Linked DNA regions of Homo sapiens: region 1 is linked to region 2. The links are chromatin contacts, found by Hi-C in ENCODE. All regions are on one chromosome and are shown on one strand. The core of a region is the stretch at or near the end of the contact, and the rest is flanking DNA. Distances in the headings are between cores, read along the strand shown.

Region 1 (2,700 bases), core at 33-2,532, 320 kb before region 2:
ATGTCTTCTGTACCTTCCTACATCAGACACCTCTGTTGCTGTTGCCTGATTCTGTGAGACATGCACTCCTTACATGGGTGAAGCATAACTAGGTTAATCTCCTATCTGTAACATTTCAGGATAAAAGGAATTTTAACTCTGTTATAGAATTATCAAAGAAGAACCCTTTGGTCATTTAAGGATTAGAAAGAAAGCACTTCTGATCCAATGAATCTCCTATCTAATTTTGGTAATGGCTATATAATTTCATTTTTGCAATGCAGATAAAAGGATATTTTTAAATGGGAATATATTGATAAAGGTGGTGCTGTAAAAGCTACAAATGGCTAATTCCTGCTCTCTTTCTTTCATCCCAGGGAGTGCCATGACATTATGCCTGTTAATAGAAATCTGAGCTAACTGATGTCTCTGGTAGTGAACAGAAGCAAATATAACAGACAACATAGTTGCAGATGAACAATAAAATCACATGTTGTGCTAAATATGGTTAAGTCGGTAAGGTCTTGGCAATGCAGATATATTCAGAAGCCTTAGACTCTCTTCACCAGGCAAGAGAGTAGAAGAAAAGGTAATTCTTACATATGGTTTTACAACTAAAATTGCCACTTGTTTAAATTCACATTTTTAAATTTTTAAAGAATGGAATTGGTTATTGGTATTCATGTCGCTACCATTCCTGAAAAGTCTTTCCTATTTTTTCCTTATAGATGTAAACTATCACAAAAGTAAATGTAATATCTGTCTTTTTTGACAATTTATTCCATAATATCTTTCACATTGGAGCGGCTATTAAGCTTAAGTTGCTTTCCTGGAAGCTGCAAGATACACGTGGATGAATACATTCTCTACACTCAAATAACCTGTAATCCAGCAGGAAAAAGACAAATGGCTTAGAGCAGAAAGGCCGCAGGACAACCTAGCGGGTTGTGACGGTTAGGTGTCAACTTGCCTGGTTAAAGAACACTTAGAAAAGAAACCTAGTAAAGCATTATTTTGGGAGTGTCTGTGAAGGTGTTTCTAGAGGACGTTGTCATGTGAGTCTGAGTGGGTTAGGTGGGGATGATCGGCCCTCCATGTGGGCAGGCACCATCCAACCAGCTGGGGGTCTGGAAAGAACAAAAACAGAGAAAAGGTGAATGTGTCCATCTGTCTGCTGGAGCTGGGACACACTCTTCCTCTCCTGTCCTTGAACAATAAGCCCAGGCTCCCTGGCTTTTGGACTCCGGAACTTACACCAGCAGCCCCGCCGGTTCTCAGGCCTTTGGCCTCAAACTGAGAGTTATGCCATCGGCATCCCTGGCTCTGAGGCCTTTGGACTTGGACTGAGCCATGCTACCAGCATGCCAGAGTCTCCAGCTTGCAGATGGGCTGTCATGGGGCTTCTCGGCCTCTATAACCACAAGAGCCAATCCCCCAAATAAATCACCTCTCCTGTCTCTATATCTATCCAGCTAGCTAGCTATCATATTGAGTCTGTCTCTTTAGAGAACCCTGACCAAAACAGGGGCAAAAGAAGAACTTGTTTTTGACTACTGGAATCACAGAACTCCTCAAGAGGAAGTAACAACTGATCTGGAACAAGAAGAACAGATAGGCCTGGTGATGAGAGAGGGCACACAGGGTACAGGAATGGCATGACAGAGACACAGGATTCTAAGCCCGGCTCATCTCCAGAGTCACATGGCCAGAGCTTAAAACATGAAGTATTCAGGTTCCAGCACCCAACTTACTGGTGTGTGTCTCTCAAAGTAGAGCCTGAGAATCGTATGTTTCGTTTCCCCAGTAGATGCTGCTGAGGGTTCAGGTTTGAAGCACTGGGAAAAAAGTAAGAATCTACAGGAAATATTCAGAGCACAAGAGAGGCAGAGAAGACTGAGGCCTTGAAATGCCAGGCTTAAGAGGGAGGGAACCACCAGAGCTCTGCGGATAGTGCGATGACACGATCAGAACTGTGTTTTGGGGAATGACACCTGGCAGTGGCCTAAAGGCAGACCTGATGAGGAGACTCCAGGCAGGGAATTCATCAGCAGGTTGATCATGGCCATCCGGGTGAGACGCAGGGCCCAAACTAACGTCACAACAGCAGAAGTTAAGAGGAAGAACTGAAAGCTGCAGACAACAGGGTGGGAGACTTGGTTAATGAGCTGGAGGAAGACTAGGGTCGCAGGTTGGCAAGGGAGCAGGCTGAAGGCAGGTCTGACTGCAAGAACCAGTGTCCCATGTGGCTGCCAGTCTAGAGCTCAGGTCTCTGGTCCGATAGCACATGTCACTTCTTCCTGATATTGCCACCAGCTGCTAGGACCACTGCCTGCTCTAGTACTTTCTCTCCAGACGCTCTGGCCCACACTTTCAACTGCCTGGCCAGACTTGTTCCCATCACCTGCAACACAGTCAGATCACATCTAATGTCTGTGCTTCGCTGCAAGGGACAGGGCCTACTTTCCAAGCCCCAGACGCCCTCCAGCCCTCCTCAAACCCACTGCCAGCTGGTTGGTCTCTGAGCTCTGCTCTTACAGACATGGTGGACTGGCCTACTCTGGCATCACTGCCTGAACAAGGCAGAGAAAGCACATGGTTTCACATGCAATGATGCTGTTTCTATAAAAATGATGACTCAACTAAAATCAAAAACAGTATAAACACTGACCACCTGAGGATAAAGAGCAGAGAGGATTTGGGGGTTGCATGATTGTTGTTTTG
Region 2 (2,700 bases), core at 182-2,681:
CAGGCAGGCTGGGTCTTGAATTTGTGATCATCACCCTGTACTGTCTCTGGACAGAATAATTGAATAATAATAAGACAAAGATGAAGTATGCAGTAATGACCCATTAAAATAAGATTTTTTAAAAAAAATTAAATGTGATAAGACAAGGACAGATGTGGCACATGCCTTTGGGCTAAGTCCTTTAGAAGGGAAACAAAGAATGAATCATGTACTATGGGAGAAAGAGAAGACAATGCCTACGCCCTTATGGGCCTACCAGGCTTTCTACCTGTGAGCTCATTTGCTCCTTACAAGACCCCAGGAGGTAGGTGTCATTATCATCACCATTTTACAGAGGAGGCTGAAAGACTTGTTTAAGATCACACAACTAGTAAGTGGAGGAAGCCAGGTCCCTGACTAAAGTGCCCAGAGGCTCCCTTAAGGGTGGGCTGGGGAATCCACATCAGAAGGCTCTGCCAGTCCGGGTCCTAGTGGGCAGATGCCTTGCAGTAAATGGGTCTCTGTGCTGCAGGAATCTGAAAGACCAGCTTACCTGCGGCAACACATTTCAATCACATGGAGCAGGTCTACTTAGGGGAAAGATGCACAATGCATAGGAGATGCCTGTCAACACTGAGAAGAGCTGAAGTGCTGAGGACTGAACCACACCCTCACTGGATGGAAATGCATCTACAAGCTGTGCACTCATGTTTGACCCTGGTCAAACCTTGGCACTATGAACATCTGCAGGGGATGATTCTTTGTTATTAGAGGTTGTCCTATGCATTGTAAGATGTTGAGTGACATCCCTGGCCTCTACCCACTAGGTGCTAGTATCTATGTAGTATCTATGTTCACCCCATCCCCCAAGCTGTGACAAACACAAATCTCTCCAGACAAGGCCAAATGTTCCTTGGGAGGCAAACTCCCCTCCTCCCCTCCCGGCCCCCGGTTGAGAACCACTACTTTGATCTTATACTCTGGGCTTATGAACGGTGAAAGCTTCCAGAAACTACCCTGTTCTGATGTCGAGGAGTTCAATATTCCCTAAAACTCCTCCCAACTCTCAGAAACTAAGAGAGAGAGAGAAAAAAATGATGGGTTAGCTTCTGCAGTGCAGATACTTTGCCATTCAGTTAAGTGTGTATATTTGAGGGGGTGTATGGATATGGAGAACAGGGATTGGAAAGCCTACTCACCACACTTCTTCACAATACCTCTATTTCATTCTATCTGTATGCTTATTATTTCAGCTCTTCTCATGTGCGATCAAATTCTTATTTTGCAGCATATTGCCCTCTAGCGGTCACTTCTCTTTGTAGCACACGGAAGAGAGGCACCAATACAAATCGCTTTTTAAGAATGAAACCCAGGAGGGAACTGGCTGGGGGAAGTGGACGTGGTTCCACGAGCCGGGTAACTTCTGGCTTCGCGGATTGTGAGCAGCCGGTTTCTCCTCCGAGCCGCGCCTTTTTCCTTCCCAAGCCCCACCCTTCCTCCTGCGAGCCCTCTCCTCCACGTTCCAGCACCCAGTGGCACTTTGCTTCTCCCGCCGGGATACCGGACCTCTTCTTTGCAGAGAGAATTCAAAGCTACTTCCATGTTAAACAGAAAGAGCATCCTGTGGGTAGAAATATCCGACGAGGAGCGTTTTCCGAATGCCCGGAAGGGAGTTGCTACGTGAAAAATAGACATGATGCGCTGAAAAAAATATAGATGATTTGTTGTTGCTCTTGGTTCTCAGCCGGACCTCAAAAACAACCCCAGGATTTTTTTCCTCCAAAGTGGAGCCAGCTACTTTGCAAGTGCTCCCCTTCTTTCTCCTTGCCCATCCCCAGACCATTTAGTTAACCTCAGTGGGACAGGAACCGTCCTACAAATGCATGTGTTTGTCGTCTTAAGAGCTTTGGTAAGCCTACTTAAATTTCAGACAGCTAGAGACTGTCACAGTGGCTTTCTTCTGTCGATAGGTGACATTGTGTAATTAATAACCCTATAAAGCCTTTGAGGATAGCTTTTTCTTTTAAAAATGGAAGCCCAGAGAATTAAGACAAAGAAAGCTACTCTGTGGAGTTAAACGTCATCTTCAAGGAGGAAATTTTTAAAAGTACCTCTACATCTACACGTGGGCTTCAATTATATGTCTCCAAGGTACAGCACCCAGACGTCAAACCACTCAAGCCTGGATGGTGAATTTATGATAGAGGTTGACTTCTTTGTAGAATAAGTTTTCTGTTTCCACAAAATAAAATTGTATTTAGGGGTATAAGCGCCAGAATTTCTTTTAGCAATTAATCAAAATGAATGACCAAAAAGTTTAATTCTAGACTAGAGCTATTAAATTACTTCCGAGCTATGAATGCAGTTTTGATTTTAGGCCATATCAATCCAGGAAAACACAGAACAATGAGCCTGGAGGGTCAGATACTGTGAAGAGCAAATTTGCAGAAGGCTTTTGGGTCGGCAACAGTTGGGTTTCCTTAAGATTTATAGGCTTCATAGGATAGACACACACTTCTTTATTTCTGCTCTGTATGAACACTCAGCAGATGAAGTTCCACTAACCGCTTTCCCCTGCCCCCACATTTAAAAAGCTTTCTCCTTCTCTTTTCTTTTCTATCTCTGTGAATGGCTTAAACAGCAGCCTGTGTTTTAGAACCATAAAGCGTGCATAAACGTTTCATAAAAAGAAATAGAAAAAATGGAAATCTCCAGTGTGAA

The links. Hi-C counts contacts between places; a loop is a spot of excess contacts on that map. Pooled maps may share reads with other maps.
Region 1: a map of psoas muscle shows a loop between it and region 2 (4-fold over the local background). The contact joins two enhancer-like sites. A Hi-C loop is called at or near these places in 1 of 168 maps with a recorded cell type or tissue (psoas muscle), 1 of 37 single-sample maps with no recorded cell type and 4 of 50 pooled maps.

Annotation. Positions count from the first base shown.
Region 1 is chr7:29,247,818-29,250,517 of GRCh38, reverse strand. The region is part of intron 1 of CHN2 (chimerin 2); the gene reads right to left. Among named protein-coding and RNA genes, the nearest start is that of CHN2-AS1, 40 kb to the right of the region's middle. Within about 2 kb of position 1,282, at least 5 of the 41 ENCODE cell types and tissues checked have a DNase peak (open chromatin) inside an H3K27ac peak, as active enhancers do.
Region 2 is chr7:28,925,787-28,928,486 of GRCh38, reverse strand. No RefSeq gene overlaps it. Among named protein-coding and RNA genes, the nearest start is that of TRIL, 31 kb to the left of the region's middle. Within about 2 kb of position 1,431, at least 15 of the 41 ENCODE cell types and tissues checked have a DNase peak (open chromatin) inside an H3K27ac peak, as active enhancers do.